Linked DNA regions of Homo sapiens: regions 1, 2, 4, 5 and 6 are each linked to region 3. The links are chromatin loops, found by intact Hi-C in ENCODE. Cell type or tissue: psoas muscle. All regions are shown on one strand.

The links. Hi-C counts contacts between places; a loop is a spot of excess contacts. Peaks named below come from ENCODE experiments on the same cell type or tissue, not always from the same donor. Only the 100,000 strongest peaks of a DNase experiment are listed, where the experiment ranks them.
Region 1: a loop joins it to region 3, with 4 times the contacts of the local background. A loop is called at or near these places in 104 of 110 quality-filtered maps.
Region 2: it touches region 3 in a loop (2.5-fold over the local background); 3 of 110 quality-filtered maps call a loop at or near these places.
Region 4: a loop joins it to region 3, with 2.4 times the contacts of the local background. A loop is called at or near these places in 4 of 110 quality-filtered maps.
Region 5: a loop joins it to region 3, with 11 times the contacts of the local background. A loop is called at or near these places in 97 of 110 quality-filtered maps.
Region 6: it touches region 3 in a loop (3.0-fold over the local background); 11 of 110 quality-filtered maps call a loop at or near these places.

What each region holds. Positions count from the first base shown.
Region 1 is chr9:97,598,978-97,603,977 of GRCh38, forward strand. TMOD1 (tropomodulin 1) reads left to right here. Exons shown (of 10, transcript NM_003275.4): 10 at 657-2,766. The coding sequence ends at 721. It overlaps TSTD2 (thiosulfate sulfurtransferase like domain containing 2), which reads right to left. Exons shown (of 10, transcript NM_139246.5): 10 at 1,103-3,790. The coding sequence ends at 3,492. Among named protein-coding and RNA genes, the nearest start is that of TSTD2, 32 kb to the right of the region's middle. In psoas muscle, no CTCF peak of the experiment used is centred here; a DNase peak (open chromatin) is centred at 2,344; H3K4me3 peaks cover 540 bases; H3K27ac peaks cover 4,919 bases.
Region 2 is chr9:97,682,906-97,687,905 of GRCh38, forward strand. XPA (XPA, DNA damage recognition and repair factor) reads right to left here. Exons shown (of 6, transcript NM_000380.4): 4 at 4,191-4,356; 5 at 2,018-2,135. Among named protein-coding and RNA genes, the nearest start is that of XPA, 12 kb to the right of the region's middle. In psoas muscle, no CTCF peak of the experiment used is centred here; no DNase peak of the experiment used is centred here.
Region 3 is chr9:97,465,929-97,470,928 of GRCh38, forward strand. TDRD7 (tudor domain containing 7) reads left to right here. Exons shown (of 17, transcript NM_014290.3): 9 at 4,630-4,741. Among named protein-coding and RNA genes, the nearest start is that of TMOD1, 33 kb to the right of the region's middle. RefSeq lists an enhancer at 2,697-2,756. In psoas muscle, CTCF peaks have their summits at 2,851 (motif pointing right) and 4,343; a DNase peak (open chromatin) is centred at 2,853; H3K27ac peaks cover 1,647 bases.
Region 4 is chr9:97,695,176-97,700,175 of GRCh38, forward strand. XPA (XPA, DNA damage recognition and repair factor) reads right to left here and starts at 2,165. Exons shown (of 6, transcript NM_000380.4): 1 at 1,946-2,165. The coding sequence starts at 2,117. It overlaps PTCSC2 (papillary thyroid carcinoma susceptibility candidate 2), which reads right to left. Exons shown (of 11, transcript NR_147055.1): 11 at 4,450-4,896. It also overlaps the pseudogene KRT18P13. RefSeq lists enhancers at 1,557-1,616, 1,627-1,676 and a silencer at 2,227-2,326. In psoas muscle, no CTCF peak of the experiment used is centred here; DNase peaks (open chromatin) are centred at 2,196 and 3,936; H3K4me3 peaks cover 2,826 bases; H3K27ac peaks cover 2,900 bases.
Region 5 is chr9:97,613,386-97,618,385 of GRCh38, forward strand. It overlaps TSTD2 (thiosulfate sulfurtransferase like domain containing 2), which reads right to left. Exons shown (of 10, transcript NM_139246.5): 4 at 4,372-4,492. Among named protein-coding and RNA genes, the nearest start is that of TSTD2, 17 kb to the right of the region's middle. In psoas muscle, a CTCF peak has its summit at 2,300 (motif pointing left); no DNase peak of the experiment used is centred here; H3K27ac peaks cover 249 bases.
Region 6 is chr9:97,899,046-97,904,045 of GRCh38, forward strand. It overlaps a transcript of TRMO not described here. Among named protein-coding and RNA genes, the nearest start is that of TRMO, 21 kb to the right of the region's middle. In psoas muscle, a CTCF peak has its summit at 2,137 (motif pointing left); no DNase peak of the experiment used is centred here.

The DNA of each region.
Region 1 (5,000 bases), 130 kb after region 3:
TACAACAAACAGAGCCCCTCCTGCCCCTCCCTGCATCCTCATCATCCTTTAAGCTAACGTCTCCAGCCTGCAACCTCCTGGCTAGTGCTTTCCTCTTCATGGCATTTAACTACTTTGTCACTTGAACAGTGTTGAGCATAACTGTCTTGCCCCCGGGGAAAATGGCAAGGTTAAACATAAGGGGATACAGATACTGCAGGGTAATCTTTCGGGTGGAAACTCTCGTTTATATAGGCAGGAGGTAGGCCAGGAGCTCCCAGACATAGCTGGGGGAAATGTTTCCACCTGGTTAAGACCCTAATCTCATTAAGAAGACTGACTAAACTTTTAACTCTTATCTGAACACCGGAGTAAAGATCTTCAACTGGAGCTTCTGTAAGCAAAGAAAATAGCCGACTTATAACGTGGGACTGTGTGGTCAGCCACTTAGCAGATATCTATGAATGAATCTCCACTACCACAGACCCTCATCAATGAACACTGACAGACTGGAGGGCTGTTGTACAACTCACACATACTGTCCTTTCAAAACAACAGACTTCAGACTCTGTTAACAAACCAATTAGTGCGAGGTTTCACAGTGCTTTCTCAGCAACAGTGCTGGCCCCTGGTCTACAGGGAAAAGTGCCTTATATCTTATCTCCATTCCTTTCCAGTGAGGAAGAGGAGGCTTGCGGACCTGACTGGGCCCATCATTCCCAAGTGCCGGAGTGGTGTCTAGTGTGTGGCGGTGGAGTCCATGCCTTTGAACTGGATGTGTTCTATTGATGACCTGTGCTCTGCAGGGGAAACCAGAAGGCAAAATGCTGGCAGCATGAAACCCTTTTGTGGTTCAGTTCTTTATGCACTAAGGTTTTAGGTTGACTAGTGGTTGTAGTTGAAAATTTTATAAAATACCGTTAATGTGAAGTTTTTCTTTAGTCACAGAAGTTGAATCTGGTTATTATTTAAAAACTAGAAGCCCCCAAACCAGCAGATCTTACTGAAGATGATGTTCCAGCAGCAGCGACTTAGCCCCAGGAGCCCAGTTTCAATGGCCTTGCTGTGTGGTGTTTCAAGTGCATTTAAAATGTGTGACACAGAAACGGCACACTCTTCCACATGCTTTTGAAGTATTATAAAACACTTTATTACAAATTTGTCTTAGCTATTAGCAAATAAAACTGATTATCATTCTTTATTAACCCTCCTTGGAATTTTGAAAACCTCGATTAAAGTTGCCAAATTGATTACTGGATCCAGAACACAATTTTCCCCTCAGAACAGATAGACAGACTGAAGCCACTGAACTCTGCCAGGAGTCAACATGAGATTCCTTTTGCTGGATATGCAGAAATGATAGGAAAAAAACCAATGGTGAAATTTCAAGTTTCAAAAACCAACCTTTCATTACCAATCCCAGGCAACAAACATGTCCCTGAGTGTTCTTTAAGAACATTTGGGATTTATGTACAATTTAATACTGGAGTTAGAACTTTTTCCTTATTGAATGCCAACCTTATGATGGATGTGAAAATCTACGGCCAAATACTTTTGAAAACACCTTTCTATATTGCACAGTGGGCAAATGGCTTATGTGAGGTAAGACACTAGAGGGATAAATTTCCAGATCAACATGGCTATGGTATTTAGTAATGGCCCAGCTTAGAGACTTCAGCTACTGATCTCATCACTTATTAGACAAATTGCTGCTGACCTTACGCCTGTATATTAAGCCTCCGCAGGATGCCGGACAATGGTGAAGAAACTCCAGATATCAAGGAATTGGGAAATCCTGGCCAAACCACCCCAAGATGATTACACTGAAATGTAGTATTAGTACTGCTGCCAGATCTCTTTTTAACATCATGTGCGTCTCTTGGGATCCAGCAAAAGTGTTAAGCCACAATGCCCTTGTGCCTTTTAATATACCACAGTGCCAGTTAAACTAATATTTTTGTTTGTTGCTTTTGGGAGTTATTTTCATTAGTGATTTCAGCAAATCTCATGATAAAGGACAAGGTCAAGAACTCCAGAGCACTGAGCAGAGAGGCTGGTGATGAAAAGGTGAAGGCCTGCGCACTGAACTGTAAGGCAGTGGGCAGTACAGGGTAACTGGAGGCGGGGCCAGGGCCTCAGCGCTATGGAAGAGTGTCCACTGAGGCTGCACATGGCCCAGGAGTGGCACCATGTTGCAGGGACAACCATCCCCATTTGGCTTCTCCTTAAAACACAATTGCAGCTGCATTCTGCATCGCTGAAAACTGCAATATAATATTAAATCTGTTGGTCTATGCATGGCTGCGTATGTGTTTCTTGGAACCTGTGTGACAGGGACATGTGCCTGGCACACTGGCCAGAAGACTGGGCAGCCACCATGGCAGTGCTGGATGACCTCAGTAAGAATGTGTCATGTATTCCAGGTGCTGATCTAAAAACTGTGGCTCAAATGTCACCGAGCTTATATGAAGCTCCCAGAGAGAACATTTAAAAGCTCAGAGAGTAAGTGCTGGGGAAAGCAGAGCTATCAGAGGAAATCTCTCATAGAAACGAAACCAAACCAACAGAAAATGAAGAAGGCCACATCTTTAAGGCCACCTCTGCCTCTATCAGATGAGCTGCTGGTCTAGATCAGGGGCTGGCAAACTTTTCTGTAAAAGGCCAGACAGTAAAAATTTCCGATTTTGCAGGCCACATAGTGTCTGTTGCAACTATTCAACTCTGCCATAGATCATGTGTAAAGGAATGGGTGTGGCTGTTCAATAAACTATACAGTTGACCCTTGAACAATATGGGTTTGAACTGCATGGCTGCACTTATATATGGATTTTTTTCAACCATACAGGTTGAAAATACAGTATTGGCAGGGGGCGAAACCTGCGTACATGGAGGGCTGATTTATCACATACGTGGGTTCTGTAGGGCCCACTGTGGGACTTGAGTATGCATTGGGTTTTTGTATACTCAGGCGTTCTGGAACTATCCTCCATGTATACCAAAGGATGGTTATTTCTACAAAAGCAGGAGGTAAGCCCAATGCACAGCTTGCAGATTCCCCTCAGGCGAGAGACAGAGGTTAAGGGTAGATGGCAGATGACCTAAGTGGCTTGTTTTAGGAGGCCACTCCCAGGGCCACAGCTTTCATGTGTTTGCCACCAGGGTAGAAGGTCTGCTGACAAGGGCAATGACTACTAACAGCCCCAGCTGCATGGAACAGAAAGGGCATATGCTGTGGCCACCAGGCTCAGGCTCTATCCCTCAGCAGCTTTGGGATCCCATGCAGCTCACCTATTTTCTGTGCTCTAGCATCATCCAAATCAGAATGTCTCAGGTAAGTGGTAGACAACGTGACTCCTCCCCTCCCGCTGTGAAGTGTAGACGGCTGCCACGGTGGCAGCGGCCAGAACTGAAGTTCCCGATTTCTCTGTTTCTGCAGTCTTGCCATGCTTTCTCTGTATAGTCACCCCAAACCTACTTTTACCGAGGGCCTGGGAAAATGCCAAAGGTGCTGCTCACATAAGCACTGGCCCATCCTCATCAGCATCAGGCCCTGGCTCTGGGCTCACAGGCTGTCGCACATGCTGCAAGAGTTCCCTAGGTATGCGTGGCCGTCGGGCTGTGCACTCGCATTCCTCTTTAAAGCTGTCTTGCATAGGGCCTGAAACTTTCCTGCTCCCCTTGTCTTGACATGTGACACAACAGGCTGTGAATCCTTGTCCTTGACAGGCAGGGCAGGTCAAAACGAGCTGGCGGCACTGGGGAGTAGAGCAGAGTTTATACTGGTCCCAGCGGGCTCCACAGTATGAACACTCTGGGGAGGAAGGAAAAGCCATCATTATAAACACATACATTCACACACACGTGGACAGGCATTGCTCCCTTTGCTGACTAGAATCTCGTAGATCCTGTGGAACCCGGGGAAGGTTTCCAAATAGTAAGTCTTCTGTCTTCTAGCAACAACAACTAACCACCACCCCCACCACCCAGCTTATTTTTTTGTGGGGGTGACTTCTGGTAACTGTCTGCTTCCAGTATTTACTGACTTTTTTTTTCTTTTTCCCATCTAGAGAACAGGTGGTAACTAGATGGTAATGAAAGTTTCTCTCTCTCACCAGCTATTCCAAAGCTGGCCAACTACCTCCCAACCCCCTTGTTAAGTGGTCTTTTCCTCTTTGATTGTTCCCTTTTCCAGGGGGGACAACACACCTAAATACAGGCGATAACCCACCTACAGTGAACATGCGCAGTCCACACCCCTCTCCCCGAGGCCTGTGTCTCTCCTGCTGTTGCTAGGGCACTTGACCATCTGATTCCTAAAACTCACACCATCTTCTTCACCTGTTTTTCCCTGATGACCTCCTGTTACTATTGATAACATCATTCTTCCTCACTTTTCCTTACCTTGCTTATCTAAGCTACCTCTGAGCCTTCCCTCTCTCCTTCATACTCACACGCAGGTACCCATCGAGTCCAGCCAATATAACCTCTGTAAAATCAAATCTACTCTTTCTACTTGTTTAGAATTTATACTCCATCTAGCTCCAAAACAGATCGAAGTAGTGATCAATAAGAGACAACTCAAAACCACTAAAATGAAAATAAGACCAAGAAAGTAGGAGAGGACAATCAAACGCAAATCTTACTCAAATGTGCATGCCACCTGGGTCCACAGAGAGCTATGAGTTCCTAAAATCATGTGTGCTACGGATTTACTTGGTAGTCTGGTGAAGACTATAGATCCTGGCCTAGAAAAACTTTTTTGAGACAGGGTCTTGCTGTGTCACCCAGGCTGGAGTACAGTGGCATGATTTAAACTCACTGCAACCTCAACCTCCCGGGCTCAAGCAATCCTCCTGCCTCAGCCTCCTGAGTATCTGGTACACACCACCATGCTCAGCTAATTTAAAAAAGTTTTTGTAGAGACATAGTGAGCTATGTTGCCCAGACTGGTCTCAAACTCCAGGGCTCAAGTGATCCTCCTACCTTGGCCTCCAAAAGTGATGGGATTACAGGCATGAGCC
Region 2 (5,000 bases), 220 kb after region 3:
AAAAGCATGTGATGAAATGGATGCCATCATCTTTCAATCTGTTTGTCAAATTACAGGAATTTAGTTACCATTAGATGACACTGACCAAATTACAGAATTAGTATCTAAGAAAGTACAGACAGCCCTCGTTTTAAAAAATATTTCATCACTTTGCAGATACAGGTTTTTAATTAATACTTATTATTTTATCCATGTATTATTATCTGCACCAAAATACCACCTGGAAATGGTTTAAGGAGGCAGCAAAGAGGTAAGAGTTGAGGTGATTTCAGGTAGCTGGAGTTAACAAAAAACCCTAGGCTAGTATATAACTAATCTATCACTCTGTCCTCCCTTTCGCACCTCTTAAAATGCCTTTTCACTACTTTATCTTTCAGGGTTCTCCTTGCTACTACAGAGGAAGGACTGGTGTAAAGCACTGAAAAGATTAAAGGGCCAAATTCATCAGAACTCTTTCCAAATCCTCTCAATACAGCAGTGGCTAATTTTGGGAAGGTTCTTTAATGAAATGCTCTTATATGGCACAGCTTATTACAGGAAACCTCTCTACAAAGCCATGAATGTGTGCCTTACCTTGTGATTCAGGAATTGCTAAGTAACTATATAAAAAGATGTGTATAAGGATGTTGATCATGGAGTTGCTTAACTTCGTGTCAAACAGTGCTTCCATTTTTATTTTAAAAAAAAATTTAAGGATCTTAGGATAGAAAAGAACAGGAAGAGCAAAAATTAAAATGTTGCTGATGATTGTCTCTGAGTAGGAAAATCATGCAATAAGAGCTCTTTGTAATTCTCTTTTCTGCACTGTAACTGAATTACACTTGTAATGACAAAGGAAAAACAAATCCTCACAATGAGAAGGATTACAACAACTTGTGTTCCTCACAACAAGGAAGGCTTACATTCAATTTTTGGTTTTGCTTTTTTGTTTTTAAGACATCTGACCTTATTCACTCTCCAAAACCACTTATGAATCCTAAAAACATGAGCAAAATTATATGGATAGGACGTTCACTTTCAATGAATTAATTTAGTATATATATAAAACCGAATATATACATAAAGTATGTGTTATCTCTACACACTGTACACTACAATGGGACTCTGCATAATTACTGCATGAAGAACATGTATGTTTCCTTTTTTAAGACTCTTTTAGGGATTCTGTGATAGAGCACAAAGTGACCTCTGTGCTCCTGCAGCACCGCACGTTCATCACTATCATGGTACCTAGCACACTTGCACGATTTTAAGTTTCTCTCCTGACAAACTCTGACTCCAGAATTTATGTTAGCACAGTGCCTGGCACATAGCTGACACTTAGTAAATACTGGATGTATTGATGGATGGATGGATGGATGAACATACAGACAGACTTAACAGACATACATACCTGGATGGATAACAGGGACAAATTAATGCAGCGATAGATGGACAAGGGAATGCATGCAAAGACAGATGCATGGATAGAGAAATGACTACTTCATGGAGACTTTCAGTCAAAAAACCCTGCTTCCAGTCCCAACTCTGCCAATAACTATCTACATAACAAGTCACTCCACCTTTCTGGGTCTTTTGGTCATATATAAAATAAAAGTTCCTTCTAGCTGCTGAATTAGATGACTAAGACTTAGGGCATGGCTTTTCATTTTAAGCAATTAGAGGGGATTGTTGGTAGGTGTGTTTTTTATAACACACCTGTTGATCATACTTAAGATTTAATTGATGCCAAATCCTTGACCAGTGATACCACTCCTGATCCTCACATTGTTCCTATATAAAAACATGATTCACTTTAAGATGATGACGTACATGCTTTTCAGAAATGTCGTACTGTGAGGTTTGAGCTTAGTGCCTTGAAGACCAACATACTGAGGGCAAACTGTAAGTCATTTTTTTCAACCTCTAAAAAACACATTCCAATCTATTGGTGACATTAAACAGGAAGAATCTAGCTAAAGGCTTTTTGCAAAATGGTAAAACACAATCCTTCACGATATAAAATGTGGCCATCTACCTTTTACTTTTTTATCAAATTTCTTCTGTTTCATTTTTTCTCGGTTTTCCTGTCGGACTTCCTTTGCTTCTTCTAATGCTTCTTGACTACCCCAAACTTCAAGAGACCTCTTCACAATCTACAACACAAAATCCATATTTAAATAAGTTGTGATTCAGACTTGCGAAATATTATAGTTATAACTGTCAAATCCAAAGGTACCAAAGAATGATCTAACTCAAGTATAAATTTATAAATACTTATTAGAAATTTAAAGATTTTAAATATTAATGATCAGAAACAACTCTAATAAAACATCTATCTAAACCTATGAAACTGTCAGTAAACGTATGCTGAATTAGATTATAAATAGAAAAGTTGTCCTCTGACTGTATTGTCACAGGAATCAAAAGTACACGTGGTCAGTGAGTTTGATCAACTGTGGTGGGCTCACCAAAGAAACAGTTTGTTGACAGATTAGCCACATCAGACCTAAATATGAGGTCATCTCCAAAAATCTCCAACCGCAGGAAATTACCAATTACTACTACTCATCTCCTTCAAGATCAATAATTGTCTCTATCGACTTGACTTCTGATCTGCAGGATATATTTTTTTTTAATTTTGGTACCAAGATGATGTAAAAAGTCTTCATTCTACTTTTAAAACTTTACATTATATACCTTTACTCTTTATAGTATTTACTTAGATTTTAAGAGAATTTACACACTAAGAATTATGCTCAGGATACCTCTCACAATATGTTAAAAGGACCATAATATTAATCAGCATAGCCAAACTCAAATTTAACATAATCAAGTGATACACTCATATTTCGTATATTCTGAGACATCACGTTTTCCGCAATTTAACATCCCTGAAAATGCTGCATCACCAATGCACTTAATGGTACTTTAACAACTGTGAGTCAAAAAGTGGTGCAGAAGAATTGGACTCTGAATGTAAAGTTTAGGAATACCTTCATAAGTCTTTTGCACTTGCATTTTCCCTTTTATGTGTGCAAAAGTCGTGATATATGACAAACTATAATAAAGTCTAATGGCACTATTTCACCAAGTATAAAAAGCATCAAGTGATAAGAAAGCATATGTTGATTTTAATCAGCGGCATTTAAAAATATTTAATGGTACATAAAACAATAGTGAATGTTCTAATCAACAGAATCTTAGTATTTAATGAAATTCAGTACACGTTTTGTTTTACAATATGGCTTCTTAATTTTATTTGGAGATATGGGATTTTCTAGTATAGTATATATTCAAACTGTGCTCTAAAGCAATGCCTCCCAATATTTTAAGCTAACAGCACAAAAAGAATATTACAATATTTGTACCACTCTGAGGTAGATACAAGAGGCTGCTTGTGACTCAAAGAAACTGGCCTGGGCACTAGCAGTCCTAGCCACTAAGTGGATCACCGTCTTGGCACACCTATAACCCATCTGCAGCAAGTGGAGTTGAGACGATCTGCTCTGAGATTATAGAGCTATATGGACACTCGCTAGCATTCCAGATGGGTAGAGTTAGATTTTAGGTATTTATGAAATTCTTGAAATTTTTCTTTTTTTAAAATATTTCTTTTTTGGTGGGAGATGGAGGTGAAAGAGGGTAAGGAAACAGGGCCTGACTCCCATTCCAACCTTTTTTAGTTTCCAAATTGTACTCTTAACATCACCCAATAGCAACAGGTTTCTTTCAAAGTGCCATATTAGAAGCAAAATGAGGCCAGGCGTGGCGGCTCATGCCTGTAATCCCAGCACTTTGCGAGGCCAAAGCAGGAGGATCACTTGAGCCCTGGAGTTCGAGACCAGCCTGGGCAATATGGTAAAACCCCATCTCTACAAAAAATACAAAAAACTAGCCAGGTGCTACTCAGAAGGCTGAGGTGGAAGGATTACCTGAGCCCGGGAGGTCAAGGCTGCAGTGAGCCATGATCTCACCACTGCACTCCAGCCTGAGTGACAGAGTGAGACCTTATTGTTTGAAAAAAGAAAAGAAAAAAGCAAAATGAGAAAACATGTTATTAAATGTCATTATACATGACTGTGAAGCATATGCAAAACTAGGGAAAAGAGTTTTTCCACACTCTGTAAGCAAAAGCCAAACCAATTATGACTAGTTTGTTATTAAGAATTTACCAGAGTGAAAAATAATAAATACAACTTATTAGAGACCTGTAACTTTAAGTAGAGTTTCATATCACCCCATTGTGAATGATGTGGATTCTTCTTCACAATAAATTTAAGAGGTGGCTCTCTTTTTTCTAAATCACAGTCTTTCAGAAGATATTCTTGTTTTGCCTCTGTTTTGGTTATAAGCTTGTGTTTATCATCAGCATCTCTGAAAACAGATTAAGTCCATTATATAAATTAGTTATTTTAAATAAGCTAAGTTTGCAAATAGCCCAGCAACTTAGGGGCACACACAGCAAAAAGGACATATAAAATACTTTTTCCTGCAACTCTCATGGTTAAATTAGCAACATAAGAATTCTAACAGAAAAATACTTTATCTTTTACTTATTCTGGTAAGTTACATTATCTAGAGAAAAAAACATTCCTAGCAAAGGGAACAGCAAGGGAAAAGGCTCTAGGGCAGGGGTGTATTTTGCAAAGAGAGCTTACAGCAAGAGGACCAGTGTAACTAGAAGACCTGAAGTAAGCGATGGTGAGGAGTGGTGGGAGATACAGTCAGAGACAGTCAGGACCTTGCAAGCAATGGTGAAGACAATGGTTAGAAACCACTAGAAGGTTTTGAGCAAAATACTATATGAAAAGGAGACCCTAGGGGTGCGAAAGGGGTAATGGGGGAGAGACCAGTTAGAACACTACTGCGGTGGTCCAGGCAAGAGCTGATGGTGGCCTAGACTAAGGCAGCAGTGGGAGAGGATGAGATGCCGATGAATTCAGGATATGGTGAACCTAGAGCCAAACAGGTTTGGAATTAATACACACAGGAGAGTGGAGACATAGCCAGCGAATGAA
Region 3 (5,000 bases):
AGAAGGGTGACCCTAGTTCCCCACTTCTATAGTCCCTTGTATTTATACAGAGCGCTCTTGGACTGTGAGGGGAATGTATCTAAGATCTTTTGGTTTTCTCTAGATTTTGCAAGCAGGGAAATATGTTTCTATTTCTGCAGCCTCTGTTCCATAATACAAAACCTTATTCCATGTGCCACTATCAGCCGCCAGCCAGTAATCCTGTATGTGTCACTGAGTGCAAATGACCAGTCCCTGAACACAGGCTTAAGTCCATCAGTTACTGGCCACTGAACCCTAGCTACAAGTGGGAGTTAGGAGGTCAGAAAGGGATACTGCTGTTTCTTAGCAGGTTGCTCAATAGGAGAGGCCCTGACCCTCTCCAGAAGTAAGCTCACCCAACCACCCAGCCACCCTTTCCCATTTGCAGAGGCATTTAGGAAACTCCCCAGCTGAATCTACAGAGGCACAAATTTTAAGTAATTTGACTGACTTTAAAAATCTGAAAATTGGAAAATAGTTTGCCAGTTTCTTACGAACACTTAACCATATGACCCCTAAGGCCCACAAGGTGTCTTGTACATACATGTGTGTTGCAGTATTATTATTAATAGCCCCAAACTGGACACAGCCCAAATGTTCACCAACAGGTGGATCATAAAAACAAATTATAGTTTATTCATGTAGTAGAACACTGTTAACAATACAAAGGAATTAACTACTGATATAAATAGTTTCATGGACAAACCTCACAGATTTTGTGCTGAGCAAAAGAAGCCAGGCACAAGAGAGTAATGTATAATTTCATGTAAATGATGTCTAAGAGCAGGTAAAATTCATCTGCAGTGATAGAAATCAGATCAGTGGTTGCCTGGGACAGGAGGTGGAGGGGGGCTAATTGCAAAGGGCAAAAGGAGACTTTTTGGGGTGGTGTAAATGGTCTATATGTTGATTATGGTGATGATTATATGGATGTATACATTGATCAAAGCCCATCAAACTGTATTGTAAACAGGTATCTTTTATTCAGTGTAAATTATACTTGGATAAAGTTTGAAACCTGGAAGAAGCTAAGGACCACAATGGTCACTGGACCAAAGGAGAACACAGGGCTTGGGCACTAGTCCTGAGTCTGCCTGTATTTGGGTGTGTGCCTTTGGTCAAGTCCCTCCATTCCTCTGGGTCTCTAGTTGATAGGAGATAACTATCCCTAAACGTTCCTAGATAAACTTCTGTTTCCTGGCCATTTCACTCCCCCGGCCCTTAGGAAGTTCAACAAAAGCTAAGCTATTTTGAGGCACAGAGATTTCTTATGAAGAGAAGAATCATACGTAAATCCTAATGACACATTAACAGTGTAACAATATTTACAATAAATAATGCAGCTATTCCACAAGGATATCTCCCAGTCTGAAGTCTATAGGGCAGTCACTTTCTTTCCTCCCTCCCTCCTTCTACTTTGGGAATTCAGGCTCTCGTGTCAGATAGAACTGAGTCTCAGCTTTGCCATTTCTAGCTGTGTGGCCTTAGGAAAGTTATTTAACTTCCCTGATTGCTTATCTGTAAATTCAAACACTCCCATCGTGTTGTATATACCTGATACACTTTTTCACTTTTTACTGGAGCCAAGAACAAAACATACAAGTCCTTCTTCTCAAGAAGCTTACATTCTAGTGAGAAGAGAGAGATGACAAGCATACAGTAAACACACAAAACAATTTTAGTACAATGAAGGAAATAACCAATAAAGGAAATAACTATGATAGAAAATAACTCTGAAGCAAGAGATAGGCAGAGTGATGTGATCTCATTTAGATGCTTCAGAAATCATTCTGGGACTGTTGTGGGGGAATGGATTGTATTATAGTAGGGCACAGAAGGAAAGTAATACTGGTTAGGTGGCTGTTGTAATAGCCAGCTACCTTGTAACCTGGATTAGTGAAGATGGAGGTAGTGGAAGAGATTCAGGATATATTTGGAGGTAGAACTGACAGGACACTGACCTGTTGGAAGTGGATGGTAAGCAAAAGAGAAGATTCAAGATAAGCTACTGGGTTTGGGGCTTGAGCAATTGACTAGATATTGGTGCCATTTGTTGAAATTGGGAAGTCAGAGAGAAAAACCATTGTGGAGAACAATTGAGAATTTCATAGGACCTGCTAGGTTTGAGAATAGCTATCAGATGTCACATGGATGAATTTGGAGCTCAGGGAGCAGTTAGGACTGGAGATGTGTCAGGTTGGGAGGCATCAGCATATAGGTGCTATGTGAAATCACAGGACAAGATGAGATCCCCTAGAGAGAGAATACACGTAGAGAGGAGGAGGGGCCTGGGCCCAGGTCCTGAAACCCTTCAGTATTTACATGGAGGCATAAGGGGAGCAGAAAAGCCTGTAAAGATGGCCAAAGAAGAAAAACCAAGAGAGTGGTGTCACAGAAGCCAGAAAAAGAAAGCGTCTCATAAAGAAGGGAGTGACCAGCCTCGTCATTGCTGCTGAGAATTATGGGCTGGATGTGAAGAATAAAAAAGGTAGCTCGGTATTTTGTGCAGTAGCAAGCTCTTGGGACAGCGGTGATTGTAGCAATCCGGGCCTGAACTTGTTCCCCACATCCCCTTGAAGCTGACAGAGATGATTTCTCCCTTTATTTGGAGAAACCCCAGCTACTTAGCACCAGTCTTGCTTCGCTTGAATTGAACTTTGTCTGGTGGTAAGTACTGATTCCTTCCTTGCTTTCCCTGTCAGATCCTTGGTGAGTAGGAGAAACAGGAGATGTGGTCACCCGCTGAGGCTGGTGCCAGTTTGGCCTGACCCAGGCCCACATCCCAGGGGAGTCTGCTGGGTGATAGGTAGTGCTGGGAGACCTTTGGCCACTTGATGGTGCCAGAGAACCAGGAATGGACTGGGGCCTTATGCCAGATTATGTGACTACTGGCCCTGATCCCAGGACATTAGAGAGAGAGAGACTACTGAGCCCTCACAGAGCAAAGGACACAGAGCAGAGTGTGGTGAGAGTCACACTGGCCAATGCATGGACAAGTGTTTTATAAACTGCAGTTGCCATACAAACATGTATGATTAAAAACAAGAAAAGAAGCTACAAACAGTTCAGAAACACTTTCTTTTGAGGCTTTGGAGCAGTTATTCTTTAATCTGTTCTTGTGCTAAGAATACATTCTGAATTTCCCAGGAGTCATGATTTCACATGCTATGTCCTATTGTCAGACCACGTTACCTCCATTTTGGGCCTGGGAAGAACAGAATCTAAGTTGTAGGTGGTGATAGCTATTAAAGGAAATGAAAGCTGCCTGACTCCTGAGGCCTATGAGAAGCAAAAGCAGGTGCTAATTTAGGATTGGAGAAATAGACTTGTGCACTTAAATGGCCAGCTGCCTGACATGCAGCCCTACCAGCGATCTAGGCCTAAGTCAGTGTTGAGTCAGATGTGGATTCTAAGAGATGGTCTTTCTGATACAAGGTAGACAGGCCCCACAGGCCCGCTTATCACATGGCCAAGGAAAGGAGTTAGTGGTGTCTTCTGCTTTTTTCCCTTAGATTCTCTGCTGGGAAGGGTTTTTGTTTCGTGTGTTTAGTACCATAATCTAGGTACTAAGAAGCTGGCCTGTGGACTTTATTTTCAGGGAGGCAGTGAAAGGAACCTACCTCATGTTACTTGGTATTAAGGCCAAGACTTTGCCCTGGTGTTTGTTGTTTTGTTTGCTTTGTTTCTTTCAATAACCATCATCTCCTTTAATTAGAGATGCATATTAGGTTTTCAACATTTCCCTTAGATTCTTAGTTATTCTAAACCATAGCTTAATGTTTCTAGATTTTTATTTTTCTCAAAAAAAGGCTTTGTGTTTATATAATCCTTTTAAACTGAAGATTCTATAAATATTCTTAAAAATAATATCCAGGCTCTTAACAGTCTGTGCTAATGGTGAGGAAAAGTTGTTCAGGTTTCTGCAAACACAGACCTCTGTTCAGCAGACTTAGGGCCTTTTGCTGAGCTGAAAGAAGACCTAACCCAGCTTCACACCCTTGAAAAAAATAGGTACGCCTGTTTTTTAGTTTAGAATTCCATGTTGTTCAGCAGTGATACCATTGTTGTCATTGATGAAGCATCTCGGTCCCTGGAAGCACAGTAGCTGAGAATAGCCATCACAAATGCTGCTTTGGGGATTTAGAATCTGATAAATACCACAAGGATGATGCCTGCCATAGAAACAAATACTGCTGTCCAGGGAACGGGTGGAAATGTGTAACTCAAAAAAGAATAAGCTGATATAGGCATTATGATATTAATGAAAGCACCAAAGGGGAGGGGAGCAGAGTTGGCAGAACCAGGTAGATAGGCTGCTGAAAGACTGGCGACAGCAAGGTGGCAGGGCTGAGCAGTCTTGTTCTTCCCATTGAAGGGGTAGGGTGAGGTAGAAGACTGGGACCTGGAACTAGGACCCCTGGTTTCCTTGGTCTCAGCTCCAGCCTTTCTCTTCTGTGGTAAGTCAGGGGCACCTCCCCAGCTTTTTCCAGGTGCCACTCTGCCACTCAGCTTGCTGATCATGGAATAAGATTGAGCCAATTAAGTGTATCAAATGAATTTTTTAAAGAGAGGATAAAGAACTAAACATTCTGTGTTTTTAATCATTAGGTATGCTATGTTGACTATGGTTTTAGTGAAAATGTTGAAAAAAGCAAAGCATACAAATTAAACCCGAAGTTTTGTTCACTCTCATTTCAAGCTACAAAATGTAAGCTTGCAGGTAAGAGGAACTTTTTAAAAAACTCTCTCCATTTCAATAGGCTATTACCACTGTACATTTGGATAGTTGAATCCTAAAATGGACTAAGTATCTCATGTTATAATGTGTTACTTCTTGAAAGGTTTAAATTCATGTCGAATGTATTCTTTATAAGATACCATTATAAAAATGTTATGTTTTTATATTTTGTGTTATATATAAAAACGTATTATAATTTCTTATAAAAATTTCAGCCATCTTAAAGGGATTTTTCTTGTTC
Region 4 (5,000 bases), 230 kb after region 3:
GTAAAATTCAGATGAGTACATTTTACAGTATGTTACACCTCCATTTATTAAGACAGATTAATATGTTTTATTCTGCTACAGTCACTCCCCTTCTCTGGCCTCAATTTCTCCCTCTATTAAATGAAAGGATTAGATTATAAACTTGTTTCCACTGTTAACAGCAATTCTCACACTATAATGCCTGTTCATCTCTCTGTATCCCTTCATTAGACTGAGTGCCTTTACTTGTATACTTCTGACAAATAGTAAACATTCCATGAGTACCAACTGGATGGATAGAAATGAATGAACCTACCAGAATATGTAATATAAATAGCAAAGTAAATGAATGGAATGACAGTAAACACAATGAGAATTAAGAAGAGGGAAAGCTGGAGTAGTCGAGCCCATGACTTGAGCAGGATCCTAAACAATGCTAACTCATGCCCAAAACAAAGTCCGATTTCTCTCTGCTGCTATGCCTTGCTGTTTCCCCAGGACCTTAGCACCACTCTTCGTATTCTAAGCAAGTTTTTTCAGTCTTTCATGGCATATGTCATGGCACACAGAGAAAAAGAAAATTGTATAGTACCATGAAATAAAAGTGTCACAAAGATAAAAATCTCAGCACTTACCTAACTCTTGAAACATGGTGGGTTGTACACAATGCTACAATACAGTTCAGTTCTTGGGGAACTGCCTAAGAAATCTTAAAGAATGTTCATTCTACCTTGCTTTCCATGATCAAAAGTTTAATTTAATGTCAGTTTTTGCTATTTTGCACCTTCCGTTCCACAGCCATGTCGTAGACCTGGAAACCTTTATGGAATCATGACTATGAATTAATCAGTGCAAATGAACTTTCTGTCTGACTCTAGCGTGCCTCAAGTTTAGAAAGGAATAAAAGGTAACCACTATAAAGTAGAAAGGATGAGACCAGTACCATCAAAAGTAGCTGGAATTTGCAGTTTCGGTGTTAGTATGAACATCAAGACATGCTGCCAGCCTCAGACTCTTCTCACTCTCACTACATCTGGCTGATAAAAAAGAGTAATACAGCTCTAAACTGTGCTCGACAAAGGGCAGTATAGAGCTTTAGGAACACATGTACTTCATGTTATAGAGGCAGCCCTGAAGAACTGCCTGTCAACCAAACTATATTTTAAGTATCCTGTTAAAGATTATTAGTTGACCCCAGTGGCAAATTCTATAAGAGAATAATCTGCAATGAGAGATCAGTCCTTAATTTACTTCAATCAATAAACACGTTTTGAGCAACTAGTTTTTGCCAAGAAATCGCAGAGGTCACATGTCCAAGAAATAGACTCATGGAATCTATGGATTAGAATCTTAAAGGTTTACTATCCAGTCCCTTCTTCTGATTGCTGAGTAGGAGATTCTGATTGCTGAATCTCCTCTCCTCCACATAAGTAAGCGTTCTTCCAGTTCCTATTTGAGCGCTTCTAGTAACGGGAAGCTCATGAGAAGCAATCCATTGCACTTTTGGCAACTCTAATTGTTGAAAGCTCTCCCTAACAAACACCAAGATCTGCCTCTTCCATCAACTAGTTCTAGGTATAGAGGCCAGAATCAAGAACTAGTCTAACTCCTCTTTCCGGGACAGCTGAGGCCCTGACACCTGGCAGTGGCTGACACCTCCCGGCCGGGGCGGCTGCATCCCTAAACGAAAAATCGAAGCTGCCAGCAGCCGAGGTGCAGCGAAGAAGGCCCGGGGCTGGGGGTCAGGAGGCCCGCGTGCGACAGAGGAACGCTCTGTGGTCGTGGACAGGACGCTTTGACAAGGCGGCTGGCTGGGCGGATTCCCTCTCCGACTCGGGGAGAATCTGCACACATACGCCAGCGGAGTTGACGCGACCCCCGGGCCCCGGGACTCGGCTTGCACGAGCCAGTCTGGGGACCGGGGAGGCGGGGAGAGGGAAGGGGAAAGCGCGGACGCGGCCCAAACCTCCAGTAGCCGCAGCCGCCGTCGCCGAGTAGGGCCGGGCAGCCAGCCGGGCCTGGCGCAGCATCAGTGCCCGCTGCCGCTTCCGCTCGATACTCGCCCGCACCGAGGCAGGCAGCTCCGCGGGTTGCTCTAAAGCCGCCGCCTCCGGCAAAGCCCCGTCGGCCGCCGCCATCTCTGGCCCACTCCGAGGACCTAGCTCCCAGCTCCACGCACGCGCACTGCACGCCGAGGCGAGCCAGCCGCCCTGCACCGCCTCTGCGCTCCCCGCACCCAGCGGCCTTTCTGAGTGAGAGCGCCTGCGCAGTTAAGGGGCTCGGGGTGGCCTGCCCGGGCGCTGGGCGGAGTCTGGGTATGCGCGGACACGGAGTACCCGCCTAACTACCTGCTCTCTTGTCATCCGGGAGAAGGGTCCGTGCTGAGATCATATCTCACGACCTGGTCACCTTTAAAATAGGTCTCGCTTGGTGATTCAGAGTATAGGCTTTGGAGTCAGGCCTGGGTTAAGTCTGAGCTCTTGACAGTTAAAGTCTGTGTGACCTTGGGCAAGTTATTTAACCAGAGTTCAGTTTCTTCAGTGGTAAAATGAGGATAATTATGGAACCATTTACCGAGTCTTTGGGAGGATTAGATTGCCAGGACAATAACCTGGCACGTAGAAGACCTCAAAAAATGGTAACAGTGAGTAGTAGTAGTGCCAGTCATAGAGCCCAACAGATGATAGTCCTGATTTTATGTTGGATACACGGCCTAGAGACACAGCCTTAGATTTAAAATGAGAAGACCTGGGTTGAAACTCCCAGTTAACTTGCTGTGTGACCTCAGGCAAATGCAGGACTTGCTCCAAGGCTGATATGCATAAGGTTGGCTATCTTTCCCATGGAATATTCCTTCAGTGAGGATGAGCTACTGCCAGGTAGACAGTGGGTTTGGATCTGGGCCAAATATCCTGACTTCCCAAAAGTGTGGCTAGTGTAACAAAAGAAACATAGCAGGCTTTCCCAAAAATGTATGCTTTCCCTTTGTTACAAATAATGCTTAATTGAAACCAGAAAACATTAACTTCTAATTACTACATGTACCATTTAGGACTGGCTTTTAGAAAGACAACCTCACACACTGATGTTTCCCACTAATGTTCAATGGTTAACCTTTCAGAAACACAATTCAGTGTTCTAATTTATCGGTCATATATACATAAAGCTGCAAAACCTCGTATAAAGCAGTTACCTGCTGAAATCTTAGGTTGAATTGGAGATAGAATCTCAAGCCATCCCCATCTCCCTTCCCCTCAGATCCTTCTTTCTCCCTACCCATCAATCTTGCCCAGGTGAAACTATTTCAAATTCCATAACATCAAAAGCACAAGCAACAAAAGAAAAAAAGCTGGACTTCATTAAAATTAAAAACTAGGCTGGGCACAGTGGTTCACACCTGTAATCTCAACAGTTTGGGAGGCCAAGGCAGGAGGATGACTTGAGGTCATGAGTTCAAGACAAGCTGAGGCAACACAGTGAGACCCTGTCACTATTAAAAAATAATAATAATTGGCAAGGTGCAGTGGCTCATGTCTGTAATCCCAGCCCTTTGGGAGGCCAACACAGGAGGATTGCTTGAGACCAGGAGTTCAAGACCAACCTGGGCAATGTAACAAGAACCCATCTCAGGAGGTCAAGGCTGCAGTGAGCTGTGATGGCACCACTACACTCCAGCCTGGGCAACACAATAACATCTTGTCTCAAAAAAAAATTAAAGTCGTCGGCAAAGCCTGAGTCCTGTCCTCTCACTCTCCTCCCTGGACAGCATAAGCTTCACCACTCGCTCCACCTTCTCCACCAACTACCGGTCCCTGGGTTCTGTCCAGGCACCCAGCTACGGTGTCCGGCTGGTCAGCAGCATAGCCAGCGTCTGTACAGGCACGGGGGCTCTGGTTCCCGGATCTCCATGTCCCGCTCCACCAGCTACCTGAGCAGCATGGGTTCCGGGGGCCTGGCCGCGGGGATGGCCAGGGGTCTGGCAGGAATGAGAGGCATCCAGAACAAGAAGGAGACCGTGCAAAACCTGAACAACTGCCTGGCCTCCTACCTGGACAGAATGAGGAGCCTGGAGGCCAAGAACTGGAAGCTGGAGAGTAAAATCCAGGAGCACCTGTAGAAGAAGGGACCCCAGGTCAGAGATGAGCCATTACTTCAAGACCATTGAGGGCCTGAGGACTCAGATCTTCACAAATACTGTGGACAATGCCTGCATTGTTCTGCAGATTGACAATGCTGGTCTTGCTGCTGATGACTTTAGAGTCAAGTATGAGACAGAGCTGGCCATGCGCCAGTCTGTGGAGAGCCACATCCATGGGCTCCGGAGGTCACTGATGACACCAGTGTCACTCGGCTGCAGCTGGAGACAGAGATCGAAGCTCTCAAGGAGGAGCTGCTCTTCATGAAGAAGAACCACGAAGAGGAAGTAAAAGTGTTGTACCCGAGCGAGTTAAAAAAACGCCACACTTTGAGATGAATTAAGAGTCCTTTATTAGCCGGCGACCGAGAGACGGCTAACGCTCAAAATTCTCTCGGCCCCGAGGAAGGGGCTTGATTAACTTTTATACCTTGGTTTAGAAAGGGGGGGTCGTCTAGTTAAAACAATTTTACAGAAGTTAAGTAGTCAAAAAGTTAAAAGGATAAATGGTTACAGGAAAGTAAACAGTTCCAGATGCAGGGGCTTTAAGACTATTACAAGGTTATAGATGCAGGGCTTTGGGCGTTATCAAACAGATGAATTCTTGGGGACTGTGGATATAGCTTGCCACAGTATCTTATCAGTTAATTGCATTCTTGGATGTGCTGGGAGTCAGCTTGCACAAGTTAAGTCCTTGAGGAAGGGGCTGCCAGTGAAAGAGCCAAGATGGAGTTTGTCTGGTTCTCTTAGCTAAGGGAGAGTCTGTTCAGGTGGAAACAAGCCTAGGTGAAAAAGGAAAAATGAGGTTGGGCATTACAAAAGGCCTACAAGCCTAGATTGCCAGCTCTGGGTTGACCATGGAGGTAGATGCCCCCAGTCTCGGGAC
Region 5 (5,000 bases), 150 kb after region 3:
AGGCACTCAATACGATTTGTTGAATAAATGAATATGCATCCATATCTGGGGCTCTTTGGCATCTCAAGTCCCATATTCTCTTTGAAATGCTCCCCTGGTTAGGGGACATTAGAGCCTGGGGTAAAGCCCCAGCCTTAAGAGGCAGTGTTCTGGGGGCCCTGCAGAGTTGGTTGTTTTCGTACTACAAAATCCTGTGGATGAGTTTAAAGATGGATCATCTTTAAAGGGAACTGAGCTCTCTAAAGAAAAGTGCTAGCAAGGGCAGCACATGTGGCATCATGGCACTGTCTGGAAAAAGAGATGATTTAATTCAAGGTCCTATATTGTTCTAGTCATATAACACTGATATATACCAGTACTTCATAATTTGAAAATTTTTAATGGCTGTCCTTTTTTAGGGTCCAGAGAAGACACATCAGTTGATGCCTCACTTGATCAATTCTTTTTTTTTTTTTTTTTTTGAGACAGAGTCTCGCTGTGTCGCCCAGACTGCAGTGCAGTGGTGCAATCTCGGCTCACTGCAAGCTCCGCCTCCCAGGTTCACACCATTCTCCTGCCTCGGCCTCCCAAGTAGCTGGGACTACAGGTGCCCGCCACCACGCCCGGCTAATTTTTCATATTTTTAGTAGAGACGGGGTTTCACCGTGTTAGCCAGGATGGTCTCAATCTCCTGACCTTGTGACCTGCCTGCCTCGGCCTTCCAAAGTGCTGGGATTACAGGCATGAACCATCGCACCCAGCCCTACCTGATCAACTCTTTAGGGTATGGATATAAAACAAGATTCATGGCACAAGCCAATGCCAACTCATTGGAAGTGGTATATAATTTTAAACTTTGAAAGAACATAAAAGACACAAACATATGCATGTGTGTAATATGATCAGAGAATATTTTAGGAAAATAAAAACCATCGATAACCCTACATGCCTAGATAATCCTTACTAACATTTTGGTATACACAACCTTCCATGTTTATACATGCACTTCTGGTTTTGTCATGAACATGCATTCTATATTCTCCAAATATCTACTGAGGGTCTACTACATGCTAAGCTCTGTTCCAGCACTGAGAATACATCAATTAAGACCAAAATTCCTGTCCTCATGAAGCTTATAAATGAAGATTATACTTTCAGATAGTAATAAATTCTTTGAAAAGCAGAAAGGGATAGAACGTGACAAGATCTGGAGAGGACTACTTCAGACTGCAGCTCTAAGGAGACAATATGTGAGCCGAGATCTGAAGTGGGGTATGCGCCATGTGAAGGTGCAGGGAAGAGCACTCTAGAGAGGAAGGAAACAGCAAATGTCAATACCCTGAGCTGGTAAATGACCCTGGCAGGTTCTAGAAAATTAAGAAGCTTGGAATCACACCTCTACGTATAGTACTGTAAAATGTTTTCCAGAGTTCCATGACAAAGATTCCGGGTCACATCCAGACTCCTTGAGAAACAGTGCTGCAGTCTAGTGAAGCCAGTTCTGGGCATGGGAGAGGGAAGCAGGAAGCCTGTGACATCTCTGCTACACAGGCTACTGTCCCCACTACCAACTTATAGTGGACTACATAGAAAAATAGAGCCCAATCAGTGTAAGAGTCAGAAAACCCACTCCAAAAGAGTTTCTGACTACAGCAGGTAGGATGAAGTATGTATGTCTAAGTACCTCTCTTGGGGTAGGCTAGTAGATTCTTTTCTAATTTATTTTAATCTCAGAACCCAAAGAGAAGACAAGCACATCTGCTCCCTATATAGCTAGGGCAGAGCATGCTCTAAACTCGTGCACTAGACTTTGAACCCCCAGGATTCTCTAACAGAAATCCTTCAAAGCTCCTTAGTGAGGAAGGCCTTGTAAGAAACTGAGAAGAACAATCATTAGCATTTATTCAGCACTTGCTATGAGACAGAAGCATTACATTATAATCCTGAAAGGCAGATATCATAATCCCCGTTTTACAGAAAAGGAAACAAAAGCTCAGAGAAATCAAGTAACTTGCCCAGTGGTATAGCTGATAGCTGGTAAATCTGGGATTCAAAACCAGATCTTACTAGCTCCCAATCTTATAACTTTTCCTTTCCAAAGCCTTCAATGTATCCCCTCAAATTTTTTGAGGCAATAAAGAATACACAGCAATAGAGTAGAGGCTTTTTTCCCATAATTCTACAACTGTCAGGTTCTTCTCTTTCCCTACTTAGGCACTGATATTTTGCCAAATCTCCAAACACAAAACTCTCATTAAACTGGGCATGTATCCTTGACACCTAGGAATTTATATCCAAGATCTAGGCAAGTGCTGCCACCTTGTGGGTAAGATCCCTCATTGCTAATTTAGCACTTGGGTTGGGCCAAGAAAAATGATCTGCCTCTAAACCAAGAGGCTGTTTTCAAACCTTGTACATTCAGGTTTACTGTGAGAGTATCCATCTTTCAGGGTGTGGAAGTTTTCTGAATAGGAATGGTGATGAAAGTATTAAATATTATTTATTTATTTACACCAGGAATTGTGCTAGGAATTAGGGATACAGTGCTTGAAAAAAATATAGCTTTTCCCCTTTAGGAGCTTACAGACTATGGGAGGTCACAGATATTAAAATAAAAGTTACAAATGGACAAATGTTATGAAAAACAATTACAAGATGCCATGAGAGAGTGCACTGGGAAAAATGAATTTAGATTGACAGGAAAGGTCTCTTTGAGGAAGTGTCATGAAAATTGAAAACTAAGCTTGAGTAAAAATCAGACTGGAGCAGCAGAGTGGGTGTAGGAGAGTTCCTTGAAGATAGTTTGCTTGTAAGAAGGCCCAAGGAGAGAAAAGAACTCGGTGGGTTCCAAAAAACTGAAAGACCATGTTGCTGGAGTATAATGAGCAAAGAACAGTATCAGACGAGAGGAAAAGGTAAGAAGGGGCCAACTCACGCAGGAACCTAAGGGCATTTTTAAGGCACTGGATTTCCTCCATATGCACCAGAAGTGGCAGCCACTGAAAGAGTTTGAGGAGGGAGTGATGTGATTTGATTCACCTTTTAGGATCATTATGGCTGTGTGGAGAATGGATTAAGTGGCAGGCAGGGATGGCAAGCTGAAGAGTAATTTGAAAGCTACTGAATGGACTGGGTAAGAGAGGGTGGTGGTTTGGTCTAAAGTGGTGAGTGTGGAAGAGAGAAGGGAACGGAATTAAGGAATATTTGAAGAGGTGGAAATGGCAGGCCTTGGTGATGAACTGAATGAGGTAAATGAAGTCATTATCTGTTGGAAAACATGGATGTGAAAAATATCACTGATCAATTCAGACCTGGGTCATATGTTGGGAAAGATGAAACAAGGCAGCACAGTGTCATAACCAGAGGGGGTTTTGGGGGAAACTAGTTCACTTCCTTTCGATTTAAATTTTGAAAATCATATAAAATACATAGACATATGCATGTGTATAATGTAATCAGAGAATATTTTAGGAAAATAAAAACCATCGATAATCCTACATGCCTAGATAATCCTTACTAACATTTTGGTATACACAACCTTCCATGTTTATACATGCACTTCTGGTTTTGTCATGAACATGCATTCATTCCTTCATTCTATATTCTCCAAATATCTACTGAGGGTCTACTACATGCTAAGCTCTGTTCCAGCACTGAGAATACATCAATTAAGACCAAAGTTACTGTCCTCATGAAGCTTATAAATGAAGATTATACTTTCAGATAGTAATAAATCCTTTGAAAAGCAGAAAGGGATAGAATGTGATGAGATCTGGAGAGGACTACTTCAGACTGCAGCTCTAAGGAGACAATATGTGAGCCGAGATCTGAAGTGGGGTATGCGCCATGTGAAGGTGCAGGGAAGAGCACTCTAGAGAGGAAGGAAACAGCAAATGTCAATACCCTGAGCTGGTAAATGACCCTGGCAGGTTCCAGAAAATTAAGAAGCAACTTGGAATCACACCTCTATGTTCTATAAAATGTTTTTCCAATTAATATATCACAAACATTTCCCTATACCAGGGTCGGCATATTATCCTTGCTTTTGCATATAGTTTTATTCAAACACAGCCATCCAATTCTTTTACATTATTATCTATAGTTGCTCTCATGCTATAACAAAACTGAATAGTTTTTTGTGCAACACCTAAAATTATCTACTATCTGGTTCTTCAAGAAAAAGTTTGCTGACTCCTGGTTTATGCCAGTAAATATTCTTATAAAATACCATGTTAATGGCTGCCTAATATTCTACTTAAATGCTCAGCAGAATTTCCCTAACTTTTAAGAACTCAACAGTGAATCTTTTTTATAATGAGCACAGCATTTGCAATCCAAGGTTGGCAGGCAAGATGGACCCAGTGAAGGAAGGAATATAGGAGAAGGTGTTACCTTGCCTGTGAGGTGCAGGTGCTGACACAGAGCTGTCTGCCAGGCACAGATCCATTGGGGATCCTCCAGGTCATGGTAGCAGTAATAAAGGAGCACCTCCCCTTCTTCACTGCCCTGGCCACTATAAAATGAAAATCCAAGGCAAAGAGCATTTGAGTCGCTGGCATAAAGAAGTCACAATTCATAAAATACACCCAGGCAGTCTGAGGGAAGGCTAAGATGAGGACACTCATGCCTGTCTTTGCTGTGATGATTGTTCTCCTCCTGAAATGAGAAGCAACTTCTTTTTATATTTGCTCTACAGAAGACAGTATCTGCACTGAACTTACTTTACAAAAAGTGAGTTTACTTTGATCCCTCATTTAATGGTCACATCCAAGAGACAGGTATTAGTAACTCCAATTCATAGAAAAGTTAGAAATTTGGTTCCATTCTGGCCTATCCTCTCACATAAAGCAGTATCTGTATGAATCATCATACAAAAAAGTTTCACTTCCATTTATTCTTATAACCCTCTTTCTATGATGCAGGTTATTATTATCCCCATTTAACAGCTGAATAAATTGAGGCCAATTCCTCCCAAGTCAGACAGCCAGAAAGTGATAGTAAGGACCTAAACGCCAGTCTTC
Region 6 (5,000 bases), 430 kb after region 3:
GCCAGGATGGTCTCGATCTCCCGACCTCGTGATCCGCCCGCCTCGGCCTCCCAAAGTGCTGGGATTACAGGCATGAGCCACCGCACCCGGCCTATTTTCTCATAAATGAAATGCAGAGATTTTCCTGCAATACCAGGGCTAGGATTAGGAAAGAAAGTAGAAGAGAAAGCGTACTAAAAAAAACCCGTGAGCTGGTGACTGCCTGCCCGGGCAGTGAAGGTGGTTCACGGTACTGCACGTGTAACCCCAGAAAAGAAACCCAGATGAGAGGGGGAAGATGTTTTGTGGGGTAACTGAATCCTTTAGGGAGGAGCACTTTGTGATACTTCCCTTAGCAAAACATCATATTGCTTGGTAAAAATAGTCATTTTAATTTTTATGTACGTATTTATTTATTTATTTATTTATTTTGAGACAGAATCTGGCTCTGTCACCCAGGCTGGAGTGCAGTGGCACAATCTCAGCTCACTGCAACCTCCATCTCCCAAGGTCAAATGATCCTCCCACCTCAGCCTCTTGAGCCCAGCCTAAAAAAATATTTCTATAATTAAAAAGACAGGCCAGGCACGGTGGCTCACGCCTGTAATCCCAGCACTTTAGGAGGCCGAGGCAGGCAGACCACTTGAGGCCAGGAGTTCGGTACCAGCCTGGGCAACATGGCAAAACCCTGTCTCTACAAAAAATACAAAAACTACAAAAACTAGCTGGGCATGGTGGCGTGCGCCTGTAGCCCCACTACTCAAGAGGCTGAGGTGAAAAGATAGTTTGAGCCCAGGGGCAGAAGTTGTAGTGAGCTATGACTGAGCCACTGCACGCCAGCCTGGGTAACAGAGAGAGACTCTGTCTCCAAAAAAAAGAAAGAAAGAAAAAATAATTAGCTGGGCATGGTGGCAAACAGTTACTCAGGAGGCTGAGGCAGGAGGATCACTTGAGCCTGGGAGGTCAAGGCTGCAGTGAGCCGTGATTGCACCACTACACTCCAGCCTGGGCAATAGAGCAAGACTGCCTCAAAAAACAAAACAAAACAACAAAAACAGAAGCCATTCATACATTGAATTTTAGGGACCCCCTAGATCCCCCTGAAGTCTGCTTATCTAGCCAGGTAAGCCAGAACAGAGTGGTAGAAAAAGGCTATCAATGAAGAGAAACACAATAAAAATATTACCTAGGTTTATAGGTCATTGAAGAGTTCAGAAGACACTTTCCCAAGCATTATCCTGGCAACAACTCTGTAAGGTCACAGAGCTAGAGGCAGGGTGCAGTGACTTGCCTGAGGTCACGAGCTAGCCCATGGCAGGGCAGAAAGCGCTTGAAGTTTCTGAGGCCAAGCCCAGTGCTCTTCGTATTTCCCATCTTGCTTCCCAGGAGGTTCCATGCAGATCCTGTGGGAATGGGCGTTTCTGCCCTTATTCCCCTGTGCATTCTTCACGAGTGGTTGGATTTCCATGGACTTCATTCTGCCAAAGACTCATGTGCTGAATCATATGGAACTGCTGACCTTCCAATAAACCAGCATGATTTGCTAAGGCGTAGAGCCAGGCTGAGAAGGAAGAGGACTCAGGCCAGACTGGTGGGTTGGAATCCTAGCTGTGCAGCCGAGCAGCTTGAGCACGTTACTCAACCTCCACCCAATGTACGAAAAGCACATAGTCCAGTTCCAAGGACATGATAAAAGTTCAGTAAGTGATGCAGGCTTTCATTTTTATTGAGTCTTCTCTTGCTTTCTCTGGGACTGTAGCATTTTAAAAACCCTACCAACAAGAGGTTGATTCACGTCAACTTCATTTTCTTCTCTCCAAGAAAAAAAGTCACAAACACAGAAACAAAGTCAATGCCTTGTCCGTGTGTGCTCATGGGCTTAATGAGTCACCTGGTTGTGCACAGATCCACATGCTGGAATAATCAATCCCACCCCTGAAGCCAAGCTTACAATTTAAGAAAAAATTAATAAATGCCACTCATCTTTCTAATCTCTTCTCACATGTGACTGACAATCATCAGTCAGCATTGCTTGTACAAGTTACTGTTCTTTAAAGCTGGGGCAGGTGGGCCAAACGCCAAAATTACCTAAACAGCTTGAACTCCTGGTGTTTTCCTCCAAGCCAGTGAAATGGGAATAAAATCTGCTATCAAGGGCTCCCCCTACAGGCACCAAAAAGCAAAGGCTAAAAATTAAGGTGGGTGCCATTTACGCCTAGTAGAGAATTGTTTCTTCTCTTGAAAAAGTTTCTAAGGCAGTCCTGAAACCACAACTTTGCTTGTTGACACAATCCCTTTTCCAAAACTCTGGCCAAAGAGTCTTAAAAATCTAAAGGACCAAGAATCAAGCAACCTCTTCCTCTTGATGTACTCACCTCCCACTTAATAAAGGACCAAATGTGATTTTGATACAAATAGGACACAAAACGACCCTAGAGCTGTAACACTATTTTTGACAGTCATAATTATGGCACTTTTGAGTTTTCTTGTAGCTCATTTCCATCTCATTTTTAGGATTAGTGTGTATTTGTGTGTGTGTGTACATGCGTGTGTGTACATGCACGCACCAAAACAACTTCAATTCCGGACATAAAATCAATGACAGTTTTAAAACCACTTGATGGAAGGTTTGAGGGAACTTTTATCATTTATTTATTTTGTGCTACAAATCAGGTATATTTAATTCTCTGGGTTCGTGGAATGAGCTTGGATGGTTGCCTGCTCTCAAAGGCTAAAAAAAAAAAAAGCTTGGATGGATAAATAAAGTTTCCAAGACATAAAGAAACAGACAGACAGACAGCTTGTTTCAAATTTGTGCTTCTATTTCTCTCTGAGGGATGGAAGTTCACCAACCAGAGATGCACATTTCCTCACAAAGGACACTTGAAGTTGTGCCCACAGAGGCAAATGCTCATATGGAGACTCAAGAAAGCCTGGGGTTCAGAAGAGGCTTGAGATCATGTTATGAGAAACAGCTGAAGAAAACGGGGGTGCTCAGCCTAGGGAAGACCAAGGGGTGGTATGACAGGCTAACTTGGGAGGGCAACCAGCCTGTGTGGCCTCTCTAGTGGGCAGAGCTGTCGGAGGACAGAGTGGATCTCACGTTCAGGAAGAATGTTTTAATAATGAGCACTGCCCATAAAGAATAAGCTGCACAGGTCAGGGGTATATACCTCATTTAGGCAGGGCCTGGAAAGGCCAGATAGTGGGAACATTGAAGAGACTCAGGAACTGGCAGAAAACTGAGCCAGATTATATTTAACATCCTTTTTATTATTTTTGTGGGTTTTTTTTGAGACAGGGTCTCACTCTGTCGCCCAGGCTGGAGTGCAGTGGCACGATCTCGGCTCACTGCAACCTCTGCCTCCCAGGTTCAAGCGATTCTCCTGCCTTAGCCTCCCGAGTAGCTGGGATTACAGGCATGCGCCATTACCACCCAGCTAATTTTTGTATTTTAAGTAGAGGTAGGGTTTCACCATGTTGGCCAGGCTGATCACGAACTCCTGACGTCAAATGATCCACCCGCCTCCGCCTCCCAGAGTGCTGGGATTACAGGCATGAGCCACTGCGCCCAGCCTAAAATCCTTCTTAGCTCTAAAATCCTGAGACTGTATAATAAAACCCCAAACAATTTAATAGTCCTCTTGTTATAAGGCCGTTGGTTACCATCCCCCAGAGTCATTGTTAACATATTAAACAAAACATTTTGTGCTTCAAGCCCTGATGAAGCTTCAAAATAACTTTTCAAAAGAAAAAACAACAAAATCAAACTAAAGTGTAGGCTCTACCAGTGTCAACTTCCTACCTTTAACGTTTACTATAGTTATGTAAGATGGAACCAACCACTGGAAGAAGTTAAATGAAAAGCTGGGTGAAGGGTACACAGGACCTCTACTATTTCTGCAATTTCCTGTGAACCTCTGATTATTTCAAAATAAAAAGCTTTAAAAAATCAAATTAGCCCAGGCACAGTGGCTCATGCCTGTAATCCCAGCACTTTGGGAGGCTGAGGAGGGAGGGTTGCTTGGTACCAGGAGTTCAAGACCAGCCTGGGCAATGAGGCGAGACCCTTGTCTCTACAAAAAAATTTAAAAATAGTGGGGCATGGTGGCATGAGCCTGTAGACCCAGCTACTCAGGAAGGTGAGGTGGGAGGATCCCTTGAGCCTGGGAGGTTAAGGCTGCAGTGAGCTATGATCAGGCTACTGCACTCCAGCCTGGGCAAAAGCATGAGACTCATCTCTAAAAAAAAAATCAAAAACCAAAAATCAAATTAAAGATACCTCCCCAAGAAGTTCTAAGTAACATCAAAGGCAATTACAAATCAGTTTGGTTTAGGAGTACAGTGTCATCAGCCACAAATGACTCTGCACAAGTATCCACAGGCAGCAGAACTCATTTCAAAACTATTCAAGACTATTTCAATCAGCTCATTTCGATCAGCTATTAAGATTTACAATCATGATTAGGAAAGCATGTATCATGTTGACAGGTGTCTAATTTGGTTATGTTGATCATAAATCCTCAGTTATCTGGGAGCACATCATTAAAATCACCTATAGGCAATACATTCTTACAACTGTTTCCTATGTGGTACTACAGAGGATCCATGTATAATTACTGTATTTCTAAAACTATAATACAATAATTTATTTATGTCTTACTTCTTCCATTAACCATGATTGCAACAAGAACTACATCTTGTCATCTTATTTTATCACCAAAACCTAACCCATAGGTTCTCAATAAATAGTTGCAAAGTGAGTATATTAAAAAACAGTAATTATAGGCCAGGCACGGTGGCTCACACCCGTAATCCCAGCACTTTGGGAGGCTGAGGTGGGTGGATCACGAGGTCAGGAATTCGAGACCAGCCTGACCAACATGGTCTCTACTAAAAATACAAAAATTAGCCAGGCATGGTGGCGCACGCCTGTAATCCCAGCTACTCAGGAGGCTGAGGCAGGAGAATTGCTCGAACCTGGGAGGCAGAGATTGCAGTGAGCCGAGATCACGCCACTG